Linked DNA regions of Homo sapiens: region 1 is linked to region 2. The links are chromatin loops, found by intact Hi-C in ENCODE. Cell type or tissue: dorsolateral prefrontal cortex. All regions are shown on one strand. Each heading gives the region's core, and the rest is flanking DNA. Links, peaks and the distances in the headings are about the cores only.

The links. A loop is a pair of places that touch in the nucleus more often than their neighbours do. Peaks named below come from ENCODE experiments on the same cell type or tissue, not always from the same donor. Only the 100,000 strongest peaks of a DNase experiment are listed, where the experiment ranks them.
Region 1: it touches region 2 in a loop (2.4-fold over the local background); 7 of 110 quality-filtered maps call a loop at or near these places.

The regions. Positions count from the first base shown.
Region 1 is chrX:153,857,165-153,868,442 of GRCh38, forward strand. It overlaps L1CAM (L1 cell adhesion molecule), which reads right to left. Exons shown (of 29, transcript NM_001278116.2): 14 at 11,138-11,278; 15 at 10,834-10,958; 16 at 10,636-10,746; 17 at 10,192-10,389; 18 at 9,890-9,960; 19 at 9,485-9,707; 20 at 8,540-8,655; 21 at 8,135-8,336; 22 at 7,924-8,046; 23 at 7,657-7,830; 24 at 7,421-7,540; 25 at 7,158-7,313; 26 at 6,719-6,853; 27 at 6,313-6,385; 2 more. The coding sequence ends at 5,499. Among named protein-coding and RNA genes, the nearest start is that of L1CAM-AS1, 18 kb to the right of the region's middle. RefSeq lists enhancers at 5,409-6,267, 6,268-7,126. In dorsolateral prefrontal cortex, for the core only: no CTCF peak of the experiment used is centred there; no DNase peak of the experiment used is centred there; H3K27ac peaks cover 1,844 bases; H3K27me3 peaks cover 7,406 bases.
Region 2 is chrX:153,807,924-153,819,840 of GRCh38, forward strand. It overlaps PDZD4 (PDZ domain containing 4), which reads right to left. Exons shown (of 8, transcript NM_001303512.2): 2 at 419-672. Among named protein-coding and RNA genes, the nearest start is that of PDZD4, 17 kb to the right of the region's middle. RefSeq lists a silencer at 11,122-11,281. In dorsolateral prefrontal cortex, for the core only: no CTCF peak of the experiment used is centred there; no DNase peak of the experiment used is centred there; H3K27me3 peaks cover 7,053 bases.

The DNA.
Region 1 (11,278 bases), core at 3,279-11,278, 50 kb after region 2:
GATCACTTGAGCCTGGGAGTTTGAGGTTGCAGTGAACCATGACTGTCCCACTGCACTCCAGTCTGGGCAACAGAGGAGATTCTGTCGAAAGAAAGAGAGAGAGAGAGAGAGAGAAAAAGGAAGGTAGGAAAGAAGGAAGGAAGGAAGGGAGGGAGGGAGGGAGGGAGGGAGGGGAAAGAAATAAGAAAAGAAGAGAGAGAGAAAGAGAAAGGAAGGAAGGAGAGAGAGAAAGAAAGGAAGGAAGAAAAGATAAGAAAGAAAAAGGAAAGGAAAGAAAGAAGGAAGGAAGAAAAGAAAGAAAGAGAGAAAGAGAAAAGGAAGGAGAGAGAGAAAGGAAGAAGAAAAGAGAAAGAAAGAAGAAAAAAGAAAGAAGAAAGAAAACAGAAAGAAAGAAAAAGAAAGAAAGAGAAAGAAAGAAGAAAAGGAAGGAAGGGAAGAAAGGAAGGAAGGAAGGAACAAAGGAAGGGGAAGAAAGGGAGGGAAGGAAGGAAGGAAGGAAGTTGGTTAGAGAGAGGCCCACAGAGCTGAAGCTGGGTCTCTGAGGTCTGAGGTGGGGGCGTGGCCTAGCTAGTTGTGGAGGAGTGAGCTCAGTAGAGGGACTTGTGGGGCTGGGATCCAGACCTCTAAGGAGCAGGGGTCTGGCTGATGCTGGGGTCTCTGAGCTCAGGGGATGGCCTAGTACTCAGATTTTGGAGCATAGGGCACTGGGTGTCCGGTGGTGGTGTCTCAGAGGTGGGATGCAATGAAGCTGGTCTTGCAAGTGTTGAGAGATCTGAAAATTGGCTTCAGGCAGTGCCACGGAAATGAAGCACTTGCTGCAAGGGTGAAGAAGCCTTGTTAGATGGTGCGCCCAGGAAGGAGCAGGTCCCTTCTTCCTCCTCCAGTCTTGTGGGCTCCCTTAAACGCCCCCAGCTAGCAGAGCCTAGGAGGGAGGCGCTGGTAAAGCAGGAGCATCACCAAGCAGAGGACAGCAAAGGGGGTGGCACGCCCACTCCACAAGCCAGCACTGCTCCTTCTAGGGCACGGATCTCAGAGAAAGGACTGCATATGCCCACTTTATCCATGATGGCTACCATTGGAAACAACCCACACGTCCATCAACGGGGGAATGGGTAAGTGAGTCGCGGTGCATGCGTGCATACAATGGCTACTAGTCAGCATCACAGAGGGAAGAAGGGACACAGACGTCAACCTGGATGAGTCTCATGGAAGTGATTCCAGAAAGAAGCCGGCACAAAGGGCTCCAGAGCGTGTGCTTCCATTTCCATACCCGTCAGGAGCAGGCGAGACCATCTACAGCCATAGACGGCAGGACAGGGCTTAGATCTGCAGCCAGGGATTGGCTGCCTGGAGGCACAAAAGCATTCTCTGTGGTGATGCAAATGTTCTTTAGTTGGTCCAAGTTGTGGCTGCATGTGTGGATAGGCAGGTGAAAAAACCAGGCGTGCACTTGATTTTCTGCACAGTAATCCTCAATAAGGACTTGTTTCACGGATTTTTAGGGCAGTGGAGTTACTCTGTATGATACTGTAAGGGTGGATCCATGTCATTATACCTTTGTCCAAACCCATAAATGGACAACACCAGAGTGAACCCCGATGTCAGCTATGGGCTTTAGTTCATGCGAGCTTCTCACTGTGGCTCACCAATTGTAACAAACGTACTACACTGACTCGAAATGTTCATCATGGGGAGGCGTAAGGGGAGTGACGGGGTCTGTGGGAACTCCTTACTTTCCGCTCAATTTTTCTGCAAACCTAAAATTGCTCTAAAAAGCAAAATGCCTTAATTTTTTAAAAACCCAGGAAAGCAGCCCAGGGCCGATGTGGCAGCTCCAGGTGCTCAGGCCCTCGGGCTGCCTTTGTTGCTGTTCCGCCATCCTCAACGTGCGACTTCCCTTTGGTGCGACAAGGTAGCTCTCCCCATGATCACAGATCACATTTGCCTTTCAGCTGTAAGGAGACAGAAAGTGGCTGGCACAAGGCCATGCGTGGTGGCTCACGCCTGTAATCCCAGCAGTCTCGGATGCCAAGGCGGGCAGATCACCTGAGATCAGTAGTTCGAGACCAGCCTGGCCAACGTGGCAAAACCCTGTCTCTACTAAAAATACAAAAATAAGCTGGGTGTGGTGGCGGGCGCCTGTGGTCCCAGCTACTCTGGAGGCTGAGGCAGGAGAATCACTTGAACCTGGGAGGCAGAGGGTGCCGTGAGCCAAGATCATGCCACTGCACTCTAGCCTGGGTGATCGAGCGAGACTCCATCTCAAAAAAGAAAAAAAGAAAGAAAGAAAGAAAGGAAGGAAGGAAGGAAGGAAGGAAGGAAGGAAGGAAGGGAAGGAAGGAAGGAAGGGAAGGAAGGAAGGAAGAAAGGCGCCAGCACAGGTTTGCCCTGCAGGTATGGGTGCACTCATGCCCCACCACCCTACTGGGTGCATAGAGGCTGGGAAATGGGTCTTCAGCTGAGCTGCCATGTCCCCAAGCCACAAATCTAGTGTTATGGAAGAACAGAAAAACAGATATTGGAGGGCAATAAGTGGACGCTGTTACAGGTGGGGATCAAGGGGGACAATGAGTGTAGAGGAGTCTTGAGGGGTTTTGCTGTAAACAGGAGCAGTGAAACGGGGCAAGAGCCAGGGGGCATGCGGAGGCAGGAGCGGGAGCTTCCGGTGATAGAAGCTCCAAGGGCATGTTGGTATGCTGCTGGGCCTGACCCCACAGGGAGAGAGAAAAATTACAGGTGCAGAAAACAGGAGGAGAGAGGGGGTCTCAGGGGTGGCAGAGACCACTGCACATGGTGGGAAGTGTTCACCTGAGGGGGCTAGGGCTGGGGAGGGGACAGATTTGATGATGGGAACTCAAGGAAAGAAATTCTCGTCAGATGCTCTCAACTTGCTCAGTGAAACATGAAACAAAGTTCTCACCTTGAAAGTGCAGGGCCTGGGGGCTGAGGGGAAGGTGTGAGGCCTTGGAGAACCAGGGAGGAAACTCTAGAATTCCCAAGGAAGGCTGGCTCTGCCTGGGTCCACTTGAGGCTTGTGGTCATAAATCTAAGGTGCTTAGTCCTGGGCTGGGTGTGGTGGCTCACGCCTGTAATGCCAGCACTATCGGGAGGCCGAGGTGGGAGAATTGCTTGAGCCCAGGAGTTCGAAACCAGCCTGAGCAACATAGGGAGACTCCATCTCTACAACAATAATTTAAAGATTAGCCAGGCGTGGTGGCGTGCTCCAGTGGTCCTAGCTACTTGAGAGGCTGAAGCCAGAGGATTTCTTGAGCCCGGGAAGTGGAGGGCTCACCTGTGCTGGGTTTTCTTTCTTTCTTTCTTTCTTTCTTTCTTTCTTTCTTTCTTTCTTTCTTTCTTTCTTTCTTTTTTCTTTCTTTCTTTCTCTTTCTTTCCTTTTCTTTCTCTCCCTCCCTCCCTTCCTTTCTTTCTTTCTTGCTTGCTTTCTTGCTTTGTCTTTCTCTTTCTTTCTTCTTTCTTTCTTTCTCTTTCCCTCCCTCCCTCCCTCTCTCTCTCTGTCTCTCTCTCTCTTTCTTTCTTTCTCTCTTTCCCTCCCTCCCTCCCTCCCTCTCTCTCTCTCTCTCTCTCTCTCTCTCTCTCTTTCTTTCTTTCTTTCTTTTTCTTTCTTTGTCTCGCTCTGTCGCCCAGGCTGGAGTGCACTGGTACAATCTCAGGTCGCTGCAACCTGATTTTTTTACCTGCCTATCCACACATGCAACCACGACTCGGACCAAACTAAAGAACATTTGCATCACCACAGAGAATGCCTTTGTGCTTCCAGGCAACCAATCCCCAGCTACAGAGGTAAGCCCTGTCCTGCCATCTATGGCTGTAGATGGTCTCACCTGCTCCTGATCACGCCACTGCACTTCAGCCTGGGAGACAGAGTGAGACCCTGTCTCAAAAAATAAATAAATAAGGTGCTTTGTACTGGTTTAGAGGGCTGGGTACCCCAGAGAGAACGATGCCACCGGGGCACATCATGAGTCTTCCACTGAGCCATGGAGCTGTGTCCCTTGAGACAGGGGAAGAGGCTCCTGCCGCTGGCCACACTCTACTCTCATGTTTGAGCAGTGAAGGGCCCGGCCATGGTGACAGCTAAGCTTGGTCTCAGGAGGCCAGCAGAGGCGAGGATCCTGAGCCCCAGCAACAATGTGACAGCAACACCCAAGGCAGCCAACAGCCAGGCCTGGCAGGGTGGGTGGAAGGCCCGGGCTCTGGGAAGGGGCAGGGAAGCATCAGGACTGTGTGGCTGGGCCACACCCGGGCCCGCCTGGCAGGTCGCTCCTAGCACCTCCCACAGTGTGACGTGGACAGGGGAAGTAAGTGTTCCGCGAAATAACAAAAGGTGCTCTTGATTTTCAGGTTTTATTTGCCTGTTATAATTCTGATATTATGTACATATATATATATACTTTTGTTTTTTTGTAGAGGGCTTATCAGTAGACCAAGCACAGGCATACAGGGAGGCTGTGGCTGCTGAGCAGTGCTGGGAGAACCAATCTTTCCTTTTTTTTTGTCTGTTTTTATTTTTCCTGGGATGGGTTCATCAAAGCTAATTGCTATCAATCCTAGAAACCACCTAGGGACTCAGACATCTGCCTACACACTAGTGGCGTAAAGGGAAGGACAGGGGTACAAACTTTCAAAGTCACGGTGTATTTACATTCCCAAGGTGGGGGCGGGAGGAGGCTGAGGAAGACAACTGTTCAGACGATAGGGAGGGCAGGGCTGCTAAGGGGTCCTGGGGGGTGGGGGCGGCTGGAAGAGGCCGGCCAGTGGGCAGTGGGAGGAGGTGTGCCCGCCCCGCAGCCAGGTAGTGACGGAGGCCACTTGGATGTTGTGTGGTGGGTACCGAAGGCAGCGTGTGTATGGAGCTCCTGAAAGCCGGCCATGGGGTGGGCTGGGCGGCGGGAAGAGGCGGTGCTGCCAGAGTGCGATGCTGGGAGTGGGGGGACTCTGGGCTCTCCAGATGGCCTCCCCTGCCCCCGCGGCCAGTTTGCCCGGCTCCCATCCCGGTTGGAGCAGAGATGGCAAAGAAAAGACAGCAGATGGTGGGGACACCGAGTTCTGTTCCCAGTCCCAGCCAGGCTGGCTGGGGAGTGGCTGGGGGAGGGGGAAGGTGCCAACCCTGGTCCTGAGGAGACCCCACCATGTCTGCCCCCAGTCAGGGAGCAAGAAAGACAGCATTTCGGAGACCCTTTCGGGCCACCCCTACTTCTTCTCCCCCAAACCACAGCCTCTCTGCCCAAATGGGCTGGCAAAACAGCACCCAAAGGCCCCTGGCATGTGGGAGATCTGCCCAAGCTGGGGCAGAGCAGCGTGTGCCCAGGAAGGGGTGCAGCTGGGTTTTGGCAATAAAGTGGGGACCGGGTGGTAGGAAGGGGATCCGAGGCAGCAAGTTCTCCTCTGCCCCAACTCCAGCCTCCCATGGGCCTGCTGGAGAGGGAGGGGCCTGGATCCCAAGGCCAGGGGCACAGCATCTCCTGTCCTGGACTCCACTATTCTAGGGCCACGGCAGGGTTGATGGGGGAAGTGGCCCCTGAGCTGTCATTGCCCCCTGCCGCCTCCTTCTCCTTCTTGCCACTGTACTGGCCAATGAACGAACCATCCTCGTTGAACTGAACATCCACGCTGCCCCCATAATCGGCCAGGCTGTCGTCACTGCCCAGGGGCTTGATGTCCCCGTTGAGCGATGGCTGGCTGCTGCCAAAGGCCTTCTCCTCGTTGTCACTGCAGAGGCACAGGGCAGGTGCGAGTGAGAGCACTGCCGAGCCCCTGCAGGAGCCTGGCTGGGGGTGAGGCAGACGCCCGCCTGCCTTCCATTTGTTTAGAATGCGCTCAGAAAGAGCAGCTCTGGCCACCCTGGCAGGCAGGTCTGGAGCTGTCATCTTTGGGCATTCCCCAGATCCTGGGGACTGTGAGGGAGAAAATGTGCGCTCGGCCAGGGGATTATGGGGCCTGGTTCCTGTCTGGGAAGCTGTCTGGGGCCTCCCTTGGGGAGAGGGGAGCAGTGAAGGTATCTGTGTGGAGAGGAGGGGCTGGGGCGTGTTGGCCTCTCCCTGAAATGAGGAGCTGCCGGGCCTGGGGGCTGGGAAGTGAGAGTCCTGTCAGAGCCCCGGCAGCCAGGGGACAATGGCACACCAGGCGCACATTGTCTATAGGGAGACCTTGCTGTTGGCCCCTCCCCACCGCCCCTGCCTTACCTCTCCAGGGACCTGAAGTCACCCGGCAGCACAGAGAAGAGAGAGAGGGGGTGAGATGTGAAGGCCAGGGTGGAGCTGAGTGCCAGCACCCACTCCTGCCCCGGCTCACCTGTACTCGCCGAAGGTCTCATCTTTCATCGGTCGGGCCTCAGAGTCCACCTGGGTGTCCTCCTTATCCTTCACTGGAGACACAGAGAGGGACAGCTTCTTCTCCCGCCCCAGCCTGACCCGGGGCTCCAGGCCCCTCTACGCCCCGCACCCCCAGCACTCTGTCTCAACAGCGCCCAGAGGCAAGAGGCCTTGAAAGAAACCGCTCACCCCCTGCGGTCCAGCCACCACTTGCCTGTTGCCCCAACCCCGGCCTGGGAGGATGATCCCCCTGCCTGCCCCCACCATGCGCCTGTCATCTTGTGGGGAGCTCGGGGAATCCAGGAGGCCTTGCAGAAGGGTGGAAGGGGCGAGGTGCTCCTCTCTGCCCTCGGCTCCACCCCCGTCACGTGGGGCTCAGAGGCTACCTGAGTATTTGCCGCCCTTGCTGCGCTTGATGAAGCAGAGGATGAGCAGGACGAGGAGCAGGAGGATGATGGCACTCACAAAGCCGATGAACCAGCCCTCAGTGGCGAAGCCAGCAGGAGGGAGCCTCACGCGGCCTGAGGGTGAGACACCAGCCCCCCGTGCTGCCGCCCAAGCCAGAACCCGACCTGAGGCCCTGAAGTATGCTCTTAAAGTTGGGGCCCTCTGGGGGGCTAAGGAGTGACAGGGACAGGGAAAAGGGCATCTGCGGAAAGGGTATGAAAGGGGGCTGATTCGGGGACACCCAGATTCTGGGAGGAGAAGCAGACAGGAGCCGTGGAGGGAGCCTGGGCAGTAGTGGCCATTCAGGGGACAGAAGGACATGAATTGTGCAGCCCCCATGCTTCCCTGGCAGGTGATGGCGGGCCCCCGGCGCCTCACCTGTGCCATTGGTCTTCACAGCCATTTGGTGCCGGAACATCCTCTCCTTAAACAAGTGGATCTCGTAGTCAGTGTCAGGCTGCAGGTCCCACTGCGTGTAGGAGCTCTGGTTGTAGCTGACATACTGTGGCGAAAGGGAAGCCCCACCCTTCTCTTCTGCCAGGGAGAGAGGGTGGCAGCAGGGGTGAGTCGGAGTGCCAGGCAACCCCTCTGGCCCAGAGCCCCCTTCCCCACCACGCCCCAAGGCCCCCTTTCACGCTTACCTCCCAAGGCTTTGAACAAGATATGGAACCTGAAGTTGCACTGGCCCTCCTTGGGGACCCAGGAGACGACACTGTAGTTTTCACCCGCTGTGGCTGAGATGTTGCCAAAATCTGAGATCCCTGGGGGGATGCAGGGGAACGAGGAGAGTGTGGCAGCTGCCAGGAAGTCTAAGGCCCTCCCTCCTGGACCCGGCTGGCCGGGGCCTCCCTGTTGGCAGGTCATTCCTCCAGCTTACCAGACAAGGCCATAGTGCCTCCTTCCCGTACGATGGCTTCACCAGGGCCCTCTTTGGTGGTGGCCTGAAGCTGGAAGCGGTACCGCAGGTGGGGGCTGAGATCGGTCAGGTTGTGTGTCCGAAGTTCGGGGTCCCGAAGGTTGAAGGACAGTTGCCCCTTGCCCCCCTCATCCACTGTGGGGACAGACAGGGGTTGGCTGTGGCTGCAGCTCTGCCCCCTCCCCGTGGCCCCTCCACCTCCCTTCCCTGCTGGGGCGGCGCACGCACGGGGGTGGTAGGAGAGCACGTAGCCGGTGAGCACGCCGTTGTGGCTGAGTGGGGGCTGCCAGCGCAGCAGCAGGCTGGTGTTCGACTGGCACTCCAGGTGCAACGCCTCGGGGTGGCCAGGCACTGCAGGGCACAGAACCGAGTGGCAGGTAGGTCCTCGCCCAGGTCTGGGGAGGAGGGCAGGGGATGAGGCGTGGGGTGCAGGACTCACCTCCCTCTGGGGTGCTGAAGGTGAACTCGCTGGCGGGCCCCGATCCTCGCCCGTTAAAGGCCTGCACCTCCAGGTGGTAGGAGCTATAGGGCCGCAAGCCACTGAGGATGACACTGGTGGTGTTGGCGGGCACCACCACATGGTCTTTGTGGATATGTCTCTTGCTGTGCTTCCTCTGACTGCCCTCCCTCCAGTACGTCACCTGCACAAGCGAACAGGAGACCTCGCAGGGGCAGAAGGCACCCAGCAGGGCCCCCAGCGCACACCCCCACCACCCTTAATGGGGACCCTCCTCTCAACCCAAGTCTTCCAGGAGAGCGGCTGGCAGGTGGCAAAGCCCCCTCACCATCCTGTCGCTTTACCTCAGTGATCACCCTCCTGGGCCCCCATGCCTTCAACCCTTACATTGTATCCGCGGAGGTGGCCCTTGACCTGGGCCAGGTCCACCGGCCGCCACTTGACCAGCACGGCACTTGAGTTGAGGATTTCAATGCCTTCCAGCTCAGGGATTGCCTGGGGGTCTGGAAACCACCAGTGACTTGGATAGAGCCATAGGCTCTCACCCCAGCCCTGAGGCCAGGCCCAAGCCCCTACACACAGAGAAGACGAATTCGGATATTTTATGAGGTACAGTTTGAGGAGGAGAGGTGTGTTTGCATGGTCTCAAGATCTCTTCCTGGACTGCTTATTAGTTGCAAAGGTGAAAATAGTAGCTTATACAAAGGAGAAACCATGGCTGGGCGTGATGGTTCACACCCGTATTCCCAACACTTTGGGAGACAGAGGCGAGTGGAACATTTGAGGTCTGGAGTTCGAGACCAACCTGATCAACATGGTGCAACCGCATCTCTACTAAATACGAAAATTAGTTGGGTGTGGTGGCGCGTGCCTGTAATCCCAGCTAATCAGGAGGCTGAGGCAGGAGAATCGCTTGAACCCGGGAGGCAGAGGTTGCAGTGAGCCAAGACCGCTCCACTGCACTCCAGCCTGGATGACAGAGCAAGACTCCATCTCAAAAAAAAAAAAAAAGAAAGAAAAGAAAAGAAAAGAAAAAAGAAAAGAAAAAAAGGAGAAACCAGAAAAAAAACTTGACCGGGTACTTCAAGTTACCATCTGGTCATGTTCCAGATTCAAGGAAATGAAAGAAGCAGCATTGGCTGATATAACTGGAATACCGCTGCCAATTATAGAAATGTGAAGTGTGGGGAATTTCATAACGTCGCTCTGGTTATGTAAGAGAATATCCTCATCCTTAGGAAAGGCGCACACCAATGCTGAGAGGTGTGGACATGGGCTGGGGTGGAAGCAGGCGAGCTCAACCGTGGGCGAGGGGCCCTGCCGGATACTCACAGTCCTCTCCAGAGTAGCCGATAGTGACCTGGGGCTCTGGTCCCTTGCCCTGGCTGTTGACGGCCTGGACTTTGATCTCATAGGGCACGAAGGTGGACGTGTTGGACACCACCAGGAAGGGGTCGCTGACAATCTGCTCCTGCCAGGGCCCTCGTGTCCCCTGAGGGCGCCACTGCACGCGGTACTGAACCTGGGGGGCGTTCCAGTCCATCCACCGGAGCGGCTGGAGGAGGCCAGCAGAAGAGGAGTTGGTTGGCCAAGAACACCAGCATTCTTTGGCCCGCCCCCCAGCACAAACCAGCATCCCCAGACATCAGCCCCTTCCTTTGCATAGCCAAGGGGGAGCAACAGACACCCAGGTCATGGCCTCATGTCCCCCAGGCAGCTCAGCCCAGGGACTCTCACCTTCCACGTGATGACCATATTGGTGGTCTCATTTCCTTCCCCCTTCACATCCACAGGGTTCTTCTCTGGGGCTGGAAAGGAAAGTATTAACACATCAATGCTGCAGCCTCTTTTGGAGAGCCACGAGGACCGAGGGCCAAGGAACAAATGGCTCATTCTGGCACCAAGGGAGTCCAGCCCCCTCGCGCTCCCCCTGGAAATTTGGAAGCAGAGGAACTTGGGCATGGCACCTCTCTAAGCCCTCCCTTCACAGCCCGGAGCCCCTTCCAGGTGGCATGGGAGTGGGTGCCACCCTGACTCACCTGCCTCAGGTGTGACCACAGTCTCAGAGACCGGGCTGGGCTCCCCGGGGCCATATTTGTTTATGGCAGTAACCCTAAAGGTGTAGTGGACATAGGGCGACAGCTTGAGGGTGGTAGAGGTCTGGTTCCCTGGAACCTTGCCCAGACTGTACCATTTTTCAGGCGCCATTTCCTTGTCCTCAAATTCAATGTCATATTCTGCCAAGAAATGAACCGACAATGGAGTGATCAGCATGTGGCTTTGGGGGAAGGGCTGTGGAGGGGTTGGGTACAGTCTGGGTCCCTGATTACCCAGGCCAACTGGCATCTCCAGATTCCCATGAGGAACCGTGAGTCCCCCCAAACCGTGTCCCCCCAGGAAGGCTCCAGGAGGAGGGAGGACCCCAGGAGGGGCCAGGGCTGGCAGAAGTGACGGTGGGGTGGCACTGAGCTCAAGCCTCTTACTCTCAATGGGGGCATTGTGGTCTTCTGCAGGACTCCAGGACACGCGCACCTGGCTCTGCGTCAGCAGGTGCAGGTCGGACAGCACCAGCCGTGGCACCGGCCCAGGGCTCCCTGAGGGTGGGGAGGGTCGGTGCTTGAAAGGGCCCAGGGATGTGAGCCCCGGCCTTCTGGAGTGGAGGCTTCCACCCTAGGACTTACCCACCACCAAGAGCTGTGCCCTACTCTCCACCACATCCAGTTCGGTACTGGCCACGCAGCTGTAGTTGCCCTGGTCGCTGTAGTCCAGGCTGTGGATGACCAGGCGCCCATCCTCTATGAAGTACCTGCGGAGGAGCCGTGTCTGTCTTTCCTGCCATCTGGGCTCTTCTCCCCTCCCATCCCTCCCTCCTGTCTCCTTCCCCCGCTCCTGTCAGAGCCTTCCCCATCAAAGCAAGGACGAGGCCAAGAGGTCTGGACTTCCAGCTTTTCCCACTCTGCCCCCTTTCACCGTCACTGTCCTCACTTGTCACTGTCCCCAAGCTCCTGGAGGTCTCGACCGTCCCCACGCCAGGTGATGCTGGGCTGCAAGGAGGGGTCAAAGGAGGCCTGGCACGTGAAGGTCACCCTGGAACCTTTCTTCTCGATTGTGCTGCGGGGCCCCTGA
Region 2 (11,917 bases), core at 2,148-10,147:
AAAGGCCCTTCTTCCGGTCGGGCCAAAGAAAGAAGCTGAAGAGATGGAGGAAATTCAGAGCAGGTAGAGGAATGAGACAGACAAGGGATGCAAGAAGATTCAAGGAGTGATGCTTGTGAGGCGGCAGAGGAGAGAGGATGGAGGAGGAGGAGCTGAGGCCCTCAACCCTGGCACTTCCGGCAGCGACGTCCCGGACAGGAGGGTCCTCCCTCGGCCCTGGGGGTAGATACAACGGGGCGCCTGCTGGAGCCCGGCCCAAGGCTAGAGGCCTGGAGGTTTTGGAGCCCTTGGGTACCACGGTCAGTTCTGGAGGCCGAGGGGCCTGCTTCCTGCCCGAGAGGGTGGCGTGCGGATGGCCGCTCCAGGTGGCCTGTCCTCTCTGGAGGCAGGGCCCGGGGCCCTCCTGAGGGCGACTCACAGCTCAGAGAGGACGTACGGCTCCAGGATGACCATGGGCGGGGTGGGCGGACGCAGCTTGCCCAGCGCCATGATATGCTCGAAGGTGATGTCGGTCTGAGTGCCACTGTCCACCAGCTGCAGGTCGTGACAGGAGCTGTCCCCCCGGAGGCGGGGGCTGCGTCTCAGCACCTGGATCACCAGGGGCTCCTTGGAGGAGCGCAGGGCCTGCAGAGTTTGCTCCTGAGACAGCTTGGAGAGCTCCTTCCCGTTCACCTGCGGCAGAGACACGCCTCCGTAAGAACCCTCAAAGGCTTGCTCCTCCCCTCTGAGGTCAAGGCAGAGGCCCTAGCTGGCAGGACCTGGGCTGACAACCAGCACCCCAAGCCACTCAAGCAAGGAATCTGCTGTCTGCAGCCCTGGCTACCTTTGGTGCCCCTGTTCCCAGGCAAGCCCCACTGCTCAGCCTTCATCCCACTGAAGGCCAGCTGGGGATCACCAAGTCACACCAAGGACTGGGGGACCCAGCCTCTGTGCACTGGGTCTGGAGGCTGTGATACCGCCCTACAACGTCCTCCAGACACTGCTTGAGCTCTCCTGGCCTCTCCCCATCCGGACCCACTTCTTTCTAGGGCGGCACTGAGGCCAGAGCTAGCATGAAGATCCCATTGAGTTCCTTGGCAATGACTGGACCATAACAGCCAACACTCAGTGAGCATCTGTGTTGTGCTCATTCAGCATCAAGCAAGAGGATGACCTTGACTCTTCAGATGAGCCGAGTCTCTCAACAAATGTCTACTCACTAGGGAGGGCCAGGGTCAGGTTGGGGGACAAGTAGGAAGATGCCTAAAGATACAGTGTTGTGTCCTCACAGTGACAACTGACTTGCCCAAGAGAAAAGGCCTTGATGTACAAGAAGCCCCCTGGAACTGCAAAGTAGCCTAAAAGAGGTGCCAAGAAAGTGGTCCTTATAAAGCCACCACTAGGCCGGGTGCGGTGGCTCACGCCTGTAATCCCAGCACTTTGGGAGGCCTAGGCGGGCAGATCACGAGGTCAGGAGATCGAGACCATCCTGGCTAAACACAGTGAAACCCCATCTCTACTAAAAATACAAAAAATTAGCCGGGCGTGGTGGTGGGCGCCTGTAGTCCCAGCTCCTCGGGAGGCTGAGGCAGGAAAATGGCATGAACCCAGGAGGCGGAGCTTGCAGTGAGCCGAGATCGCACCACTGTACTCCAGCTTGGGCGACAGAGCGAGACTCCGTCTCAAAGAAAAAAAAATGCCACTACTGTTTTTTGGGCACGTGCCATGTGCTACATTCTGGGAAAGACCCCTGATGTGGGTCTCCACAAAATCCTAACCCCCAACAACCTTGAGGGAGATGCCATTATTGCAGATGAGGAAACCATGTCAGCAAGCTCAGCAAGGTTGTGGCACTGAGTCAAGGTCATGAGCCAGGACAGGCTGCCCGGTGGCCAGAAGGAGGGGTCAGGGAGGAGGAGGCCATCGCGGGCCAGGGCCCAAGGCGGAAGTAGGACCTAAGCAGCTCTGCGGGATGCTGTAGGGGTGAAGGAAGGACAATGAAGGGTAGCAGAAGGAAGCCCATTACGCACAGCGCAGGTGGTGGGGCAAGCAGTGCCCACAAGGTCGAAGGCTGCTTCCGCAGCACCCTGGGACAGTATGCTGCGACCTTCAAGTCCTCCTTGGGGAAGGGAGGCAAGTAGAGAAGGGACGAATGACTAAGGACCAAGAAGGACTGAACAGACTCCACCAGAATTCAGGGCACGTGCCATGGGGCCAGCAAGGGTCAGCAGGAAGCACTTCTAGGAGGAGGCAGCTCGAGGCAGGCGTGCAGGGTCTCCTCATGGGCTCAGCGGCTTATGGAAGGGCTGTTCTGGGCCTGGGGAGGCTACACACTAGCATTATGCCCAAATGGCTATGCCCCGCAGGTGAGCGTGGGGACAGACCTTACCCACAGCTAAGGGAGCACACGGCTGGCCATGCACGCCTCGGTGGGAGGCGGGGAAGGCTTCTGGAGCAGGGGACACCTGGCCTCCATCAGGCAAAGGGAACAGGGCCAAGAAAAGACCCAGGGAGGCTGGTTTGCAGTTGGAAGCAAAGCCCCCAGTCAGCACAGAGAGGGCAGGGCGAGGAGACCCAGAGTCCGCCTAGGGATGGAGCAGGCTGGGAGCTTGTGCCAGATGAGAGGGCAGAAGGGCCCTGGGCATGGGCGCAGGTGGCTGCGCCTGCACGGAGCCCTCTGCTTTTCCGAGTTGTGCGAATATTAGCAAGTTTAGAAGAACTCTCTGTCCTGCATTCTCACGGCGGCACCTCCCACCCCGGGTTTCTCACAGAGATGTCAATTCTGACGGCAAAATCTTGTCTTAGTGCCCGCGATACAGTAGAACCACCGCTGTACGAGTCTTTTCGGGAAGACAGCTATCTGAGGAGAGCCCAGCTTGTCCTCGGAACCCCTGTGGCCTCAGCAGCGGCTCCTGCATTACTTTTTTTCTATTTGACTATGTCCTTGTAGATAATCATTGAAGTTTTCTATGTCTCCCTTCTCCCCAAAATTTTCATATTCTGAAAAGAGCTTTTTGTCAAAATCAGTTTTGTCCGATTATAAAAGAAACACAGTTCATTTTTTTGTTTTTTGGGGGCTTTTTTTTGTTGAGATGGAGTCTTGCTCTGTTGCCCAGGCTGGGGTGCAGTGGCACGATCTTGGCTCACTGCAACCTCCACCTCCTGGGCTCAAGCAATTCTCCTGCCTCAGCCTCCCAAGTAGCTGGGACTACAGGTGTGTGCCACCACACCCAGCTGTTGTTTTTTTTTTTTTAGACAGAGTCTTGCTCTGTCATCCAGGCTGAAGTGCAGTGGCATAATCTTGGCTCACTGCAACCTCTGCCTCCTGGGTTCAAGTGATTCTCCTGCCTCAGCCTCCCCAATAGCTAGGATTACAGGCACCCACCACCACGCCTGGATAATTTTTGTATTTTTAGTAGAGATGGGGTTTCACTATGTTGGCCAGGATGGTCTCAAACTCCTGACCTCAAGTAATCCTCCTGCCTCAGCCTCCCAAAGTGCTGGGATTATAGGCATGAGCCACCGCACCTGGCCATGCGGCCTGTTTCCTTCCAGTCTGTTTTCTATGTGTGCCATTTTGCAGCTGCAGGCCCCTTAAGGTCCATCCACACCAACACACCAGTGGACCATCATGTTCATCATCACATCAGTAAGGGTGGCTTTGATTTTTTATTATAAAGAATGTGGCAAAGACACATTCTGGGGTCCATTTTATACATTTTTCATACTTAAATCTTTGTGTAACCAGTGGTTGTCAAGGTGGAGAAAATTTCTTGAGGTGGAATTTCTGGATCAAATACTATAAAGGAAACAGCTTTCAGCCAAGAAGGTATTTGTTGGAAGACCGTAAGAATGTCAGTCAGGACAGGGCATGCTGTGCTTGGTGGAGAGGCTACAGTTAGAAAGGCAGGATGGAAGAGGGTGGGCGGCAGCAGAGTGTGGGTTCAGGAAGGCTGTAGACAAAGGGACATGATGGAATGGCCTCGACACTCTCAGCAGCAGTGGCTAGAGCCAACTGAAGCTGGGAAATTTGGAAGCCAGTTGTCAAACACAGCGATTATTGGTATTTTAACCGTAGAAATGTACAGGTAACTGAATGATATTAACAACAAAGGCAATAAATCCTCGGAACACATCACTGTCTAATTATCTTACTACACTTTTCTGTCATCTGTGCTTTTGGGGTTATTCACATCTGGTATGGGAGATGGAAATACTATGTGTGCATTCCCCCAACTCCAAGTTCAGTGACATCGCAGTGGTGGCTTGAAATCGGCTATAGTGGCAGCATTTACACCAGGGAAATCGGCAAATGCTCCAAATCAGGGCTTTTTGTCTGGGAACATTTACCACCTTACCACTGCCCTTGAGGAGAAGCCAACACACAAGCAGAAGGGCTCGGAGCTGTCCTCAGGGTTTCTTCCTGAACTCCCGGGGCAGGACAGCAAGCAGGCAGTGGGATGCTCAGGTGACAGAGATGACAGAGAACGCACGAATGCCTTTCTACCCGGAATCATTACCGAGCAGCAGTGTTGCTATGGAAACTGAGGAGCGCTTGCTGGGCGGGCTGGCGGAGGCTGGGATGTCAAGAGGGGGATGGGCGTGGGCACAGCCTCAGCACCTCGGATCAGCAGCAACCAGAGTGATCGCCTGTGACAGCCAGGCAGGTATTTGGGTGGAAGCCACGGGCTCCTGAAGCCTTCTCGCTCTCTCTCTCTCTCCTCCTCATCGGTCATGCTGGACCCCCAAGGAAGAAATGAGCTCCCCTCTGGGGAAGGGCTAAGGGCTACCAACAAGGTGGGAAAATATGGGGCCATGAGCAAAGAGGTATAGGGCCAGGCACATGGTAAGGAGCCACACTGTGGCCCTTCTGATGACAGCAGCTCTTCCAGTCCTGCTCAGAGCCTTGCCTCCCCGCCCCACCCCCAACCATCCTGAGGTAGCACACTGGTAAAGCCACCCCTGTAATGCCCCAACCCTCGGATTGCCTACTCGACCACTCCAGTCTCTAAAAGGCACAAACACTCAACATGGCCAACCCCAGGCTTGCTTCCCACCAGACTCTCCCTCCTGCCCCACCTGCAAACGTTTCCACACCCTGGGAGCTCGCCCCACCAAGACAGAAGACCTAGTCCAAGCCCTGGCCAAGCAATTCCAATTGGATCAAAGACCTACAGGGACAAAGCAAAACAAGAGAACAATATCTTTATGGTGTGGGATAGAGACGAAATTCTCAATATTTCAAATGGGGAAGCAATAATGGAAGAGATGTAAAACTTCTAGACGACAAAAGACACCCTAAACACAGTAAAAAGGCGGGCTCAGAGGAGAGCCTTACAATGCATGGACCTCATAATGGGTTTTCCAGAATATGCAAAGAATTCCTACAAAACAACAAGAAAACACAGACACAAACAACTCAAGAAGAACATGGGCAAAGGATATCAACAGGTGCTCAGGGCAAAGGGGACCCACTAGCAAGCACTTGGAGCCATGAGATGAGAGGAGATGCCCTTCAGAACCACCACCAGGAGGACCAGGAGGATGTGGGCATGAAGGCCACAGTGGCCAAACACCAGGGACAGCCCAAAGGTCTGCCAGCAGTCGAACAAACAATTCCTGGTATTCCGCATGTGCAGTTAATGGAGGCGCACATAATGGAGGCTCATTCGTAGTATGTACTTGGTGGAAAACACGGCAGAGAGGCGAGCAGATGAAGTGCGTAGGGGATGGGTGGGCACAGGCGGCTTCAATCTGCTTTTAATACCTTCTTCAAGGAAAAACGCTCAGGCCAACAGGACCCACATCAAGGCTGGGTGGCAGTGCTGGTGCTAAGTGATGCGAGATGATGCCCCATACTTCTCCAGATGCTACAGCAAGTCCAGGAGGCCTCAAGATACCCAGGCTGGAGCTCAGCCTTTTATGTGTGATTGTCTAATTACCTCCCTTTCATTAGACAACAAACCCCAAGAGGGCTTCACCCTGAGTTCTACTTCCATCCCAACTCCTAACAGTTTGCTGAAGATAAAACTTTAATATGTTTCTTGGCTGAATTAAAATTTTATATATTTCTGTAATTTGTTGAATATATATTAAGGACCTGTAATTTATCTGATCTACCTTTTAAAAAATAATAATAATAAGAGATGGGGTTTCACCATGTTGCCCAGGCTAGTCTCGAACTCCTGGGCTCAAGCCATCTGCTTAGTCCCCCCAAAAGTGTTGAGATTACAGGCATGACCCAGCCCCTGAGTCTGATGTACCCGGACTCTACTAAAAATACAAAAATTGCCCAGCACGGAGGCTCACGCCTGTAATCCCAGCACTTTGGGAGGCCAAGGCAGGCAGATCACCTGAGGTCAGGAGTTCGAGACCAGCCTGGCCAACACAGTGAAACCCCGTCTCAACTAAAAATACAAAACTTAGCCGGGCATGGTGGTGCACGCCTGTAATCTCAGCTACTTGAGAGGCTGAGGCAGGAGAATCACTTGAACCTGGGAGGTGGAGGCTGCAGTGAGCTGAGATTGCACCACTGCACTCCAGCCTGGGCAACAGAGTCAGACTCCATCCACCCCCCACCCCCCCCCCAAAAAAAAGTCTCCTTCATCAAGTGCAAACTTCTCTCCTTTGGAACAATCCAGAAGAAATCCACTTTGCTTCTCTAGTATGGGGAGAGTGGGGATTGTTGACTGAGCTCATTATCGGAAAACTCTCACTATTGAATGTTTCCTTCATTGAGAGCAACCTCCCTCCTTTGGAACAATCCAGAAGAAACCCACTTTATCTTGCAACACTTCACGTACCTGAAGCCCACTCAAATGCCCCTTGTCCCCCCTCGCCCAGGTTCCCAGCGACTCTCATCTTCTCCAGTGCTCCCGTGCCATCCTGACCACGTGCTGGGCATCATGCTTCACCTTAGCGAGGTCACCCCGTGGCAGTCAACCCTGTTGACTGGGTAGTGAGCTGTGAGCCAAGCAAACCCTCAAAGCCTGTTCACAAAGACCCCTCCTCCATCACGTGCTAGCACAATAGATTTTGTACAAATTTTCGCATTTCCTTTCAAATAATCGAAGTGCTCAGAGCGCCACACTGAGGAGGCGGAGGAGCACAAAGATGAAAATACAAGTCCCTGGCACTCCGCTGCCCCGGGGAGTGCAGCAGCCTGTGAGCACACCACGGCTCAGCCAGGGGCTTGACGTGCCCCATGGCGACTCTTCAGCACACAGATCTACTTCCTTCCTGATTTGCTGCCAAGATGGGCCCAAGAGGGCTGACTCTAGGACTGCAGCTCCAATCTCAACCACAGTTGACATGAACGTCCTTAATTTCCACCATGGTCCCTGCTCTGAACAGGGGACTCAAGCCTTAGCAGGGCCCCTCTGCCTGAATGTGGCCCAAGTGGCCCTCACATCCTGCTTGGGACAGCCCAGTTCCCCTTTGCACACTGAGAGCACTCACTGCCCCAGGTCCCCTGCAAGCCCAGTTCCTCCTCCCAGCCGACCCCATCACCCTTTCTAGACACACTTAGTCTGAATCTTACCCCAGAGTGTAAAGTGGTCAAATTTCTGGAGAAGAATTTGTCAATAACTATAAAAACCCTTGAAAACGTTCATGGTAGCCTTTGATCCAGTCAATGTGCTCTAAGTAATTTAGTCTAAAACAGTAATAATAATAATGGATATTACATGAATTTAATTACAAGGACGTTTACAATTTAATTACAAGGCTGTGGGCTCCAGGTCGGGGAGGGGACCTGGCGGCCTGGAAGGGGACCTGGGGAAGGAGGAATGAAGCACAGGCCCCACCCCTCCAGAGGAGGTGGCCCCAGGCCTTCCCCAGGGAACCCTGGGAAGCTGGTTCTTTCTGGAAGGCTGCAGAAGGGCCTGGCCATGGGTCCTGGAGGCCACTTAGGCTAGGCGGGCCTCAGGCCAGGAGGACTGAGCCATGCGCCCTCCCCACAGCGCAGCCCCTCTGCACACACCCCGCAGCTGGTCCCTCTAAGACTTGCGGAAAGGGCTCTGAGTGGCCGAGCTGTGGCCCCTGATCTCCCAACCCAGCATCTGAGCAGAAGAGGACAGGAGCTGGGGCACTGATCGCCCCAGGCCCGGTCGGCAGGGTGGGGGCCAGGGCCGGCAGGATCCCGGGTTGCGCTGCCTTCCGAGGGAGCCGGTGCCCACCCAGCGGCCTGCAGCCCAAGGCAGGGTGCCCTGAGAAAGCCACCGCCACCCCCAGCCCCTCGGTGTGAGCAAGACCCCCAGCTGGTGGGTCCCCACCCACCAGTGGGGCTCCCAGGCCTGTCGGGGGCTCGGTGGTGGGCCTGGATGCTAGGGGGGCAACGTGCGGCAGGGACCAAGCTCTCCCGCCCACAGATGAGTGGGAGGGGGTCGTGGTGGGCATGGGAAGACCTTTCCAACAATCAGGTGTGTTGGGGGGTGAGCAAGGCAGGGGAGGGGCCCTGGCAGGTGGGGTGCCAGGGACCCCAGGGCTGGGGCTAGGCCTGTGGGTGGGGCGTGTGCTGGGGATTCTGTGGGCCGAGGACATGTGACTCCCGGGCAGGCTGGAGATGCTGGGGGGTGGGCCCGGGAAGCACGGGAGATGAGGGAAGAGGGGGGAATCCTGCCCCACCTGCCCTGGACAGGGTGCCCCATAGGAAAGGAGTGCCAAGGAGCTGAAGGGAGAGACGGTGGATCCAGAACACACCCCCCATCCCGTTCCGCTCCCCAAGGGGCTTGGTTGGAAGGTGGGAGGGGACAGAGACAAAGCTGCCTGGGTGGGTAGAGTGGTCAGGACAGCCTCTCTGGGTCGGTGACACTTGAGCTGAGACCTAAATGATGACAAGAAACCAGCCATGCTTCCTTCCTTGTAGCGAAGGGAGCTCCCAGGAGAACAGACTGTAAGGGCCAGACCAGCAGGCAACGGCAGTGGTCCAGACCACAGATGATGGTGGCATGACCCCAGGGGTGGCAGTAGAGGTGGTGGGATGTGGTCAGAGTCAGCTTGGGTTTTAGAGGTAGGCTGCCAGGACCTGCTGTTGGGCTGGGGGCAAGGGACAGTGAGGGCTTGAAGAAGACATCGAATAAGCGCAGGAAAAGACGCGTCAGCACCGGCCAGTACGCACAGAGGAAACACACACCCAAACCACAGTGAGATACCGCCGCACACCACGAGGAGGCTGGAATCAGTGAAAGGAAGCACGAGTATTGGAGAGGACGCGGGGACCCTGGAGCCTCACGCCTTGCTGCTGGGCATGTAAAATAGTGCAGCCAGGGAAGCAGTCTGGTGGCTCCTCACAAGGTTAGGTGTAGCTTATGTACATGACCCAGCAATCCCCAAAGAACTGAGAACAGGCGTGCAAAGAAAACTTACACTCAAATGCTCACAGCAGAGTATCCATAGTTGAGAACAGGCATGCAAAGAAAACTTATACTCAAATGCTCACAGCAGAGTATCCATAGTAACCAAGACTCGGAGGCAACCCGTGTCCACCAGTGGATGAATGGATGAGCGAGCACAACATGGTACACCCATCCCGACATAAAAAGAATGAACGACCGGCACACACGACTGCATGAGCACAGTCTAGCCAAGGCAAAGAGGCAGACAGAAAGCAGACGAATGGTTGCCAGGACCTGGAGGAAGGGGGGCCTGGGGAGTCACTGCTGAGGGATATGAGGTCCCTTTTGGGGCGATGAACCTGTTCTGGAACTAGACAGTGGCCACGGCTGCACAACATTGAGAATAGACTAAAAGTCACTAGTGGTAAATGTTATGTTATGCGTATCTTACCACAAGAAAACATAAAATTGCCACACAGGACCACAAGGACCAGGGGTATCCTCACAGCAGTGAGGAAGACCGAGGAAGGAAGGACTCAGGGATTAGGCCCAGGGCAGGAAATGGAAGGTTTTTATCTCTAGCTTGAACTTCCCGAGGCATGTGGACATCTCCAGTGCCCCACTCCAAATGTCTGGCCCAAGCCCAAGTCAGCTAACTGGGTGGCATGTGACCATTGCTGTTCAATTAAACTAGGAATTTTTCTTTATTTAAAATCATAAGATGACGGCCAGGCACGGTGGCTCAAGCCTGTAGTCCCAGCACTTTGGGAGGCCGAGACAGACGGATCACTTGAGGTCAGGAGTTCGAGACCAGCTTGGCCAACATGGCGAAACCCTATCTCTACGAAAAATACAAAAATTAGCAGGGCGTGGTGGCAGGCACCTGTAATCCCAACTACTTGGGAGGCTGAGGCAGGAGAACCACTGGAACCCAGGAGGTGGAGGTTGCAGTGAGCCCAGATCACACCACTGTACTCCAGCCTGGGCAACAGAGCAAGACTCCGTCTCAAACAAAAAAAGAATCATGAGATGAAGCTGGGCGTGGTGTCTCGCTCCTGTAGCCCCAAGTGGTGGAGGAGGTAGGGGGCAGGCGGTAGGGCTGAGGCAAGAGGATCACCTGAGCATTGGGAGGTCAAGGCTGCAGTGAGCCGTGATTGTGCCACTCCACTCCAGCCTGAGCAACGGACTGAGACCCTGTCTCAAAAATAATAAAAATTTAAAAATAAATAAATAAAAATTTAAAAAGCAAAAGCATGAGATGGAGGAGCTCACCTAGGGAGTGAATGTAGTCAAGAACAGGAGAGGCCCAAGGAGAGTCCTGGGGCACCCTGACACTGAGCCGGTTGGGGAGAGAGACTAGAAAGTCCCGGGAGGGAAGCCGAGGAGCTGCTCAATGCACTGGGTCGGAGCCCGGGAGGGGAGGGCGAAGGTGGGGCCTCTGGATTTGCTAAAAGGTGGGAGGGGGCCGGGTGGGGAAGCTCGACCTGCATCGACACAGCCTTCCGGAGCTTTTTGCAGAGAAGGAGCAGGTTGGGTTTTCAGGAACATCAGAGGGGCGGCTGAATACCGATGGAAGAGCAATTCGCAAGGCCAGGGAAAGTGCTGGCACCGCTTTCCCCGCATGAGGGGGACATGCGGGCAAGGGAGGGGGGACACAGGGACAGGGGAGGGGGCAACACCGGGCAGGCGAGGCAGGCATGACGCGAAGTCGGCCCCACGGGCAGTCGCTGTGGGGCGGCGATCTCCCGCTGGGCAAGGGACTGGCGGGCCTTAGGGGACGCGGGAAGCGGGGCGCCCTAGGCGGAGAGGGCGGAGCCCCAGGCGCGCTCGCCCCGCCCCCTGAGCCCGGAGCCGCAGACAAAGAGCGCGCCGCGACGGCGGCGGGGTGGCTGCGGCTGCGGGAGCAGGGCGGACCACACTCGTCCCGGCGCCGCCACGCTGGTGGCTGTATTGGCAGGACTCCTGCCCGCCCGCCCCGCCAACCCCGTCGGAGGCTGAGCTCTGTTTCCAGGCTCTGCCCCAGGCACCCTCCTGCACCCAGCGGTGGCAGGCGCACAGCCGGGTGGGGCGCGACGCCCTCTTGCTGATCAGGAATCTCTGGGAAGCCGAGAAGAGAGGCCGGAGAGGCTAAGAAAACAGTTGTGGCCTGGGAGACTCGCAATCCCAAGTGCTTGTCACACGGCGCCTGCGACCCCTTTCACTCTCACTGGCAACGCGCGGGATGGGAGGTGAAGCCACATCACTTCCAGGGGCCCCCGTGGCTGCCACGGAGGTGGGGGGGCTGCCACCTTCGGACTCCCCTTACCCCACTGCTGTAGAGTAGGAAACAAGCTGGGGAAGGACAGAGACAGGAAGTTATCCTCTGCCCGGGGCCGAGCTCTGACCTGCCTGCTGGCTCTCAGCTCTGCCGTCTGGAGTATCCAGGACACCTTGGAAGCAGTTGTGACTGTAGCTTCCAGGCCAAGTCAGGCATCGGGGGATCTCCCAACGAGTAGAGCATCAGAGGAGAAAGGAGAAGCCGCAGGCTCACTACATTCACCCACTCAGTGACCCAGCAAAGTCCCCATTCATGTTTCCCCAGCTCGGGATTTTGAAAATTGTCC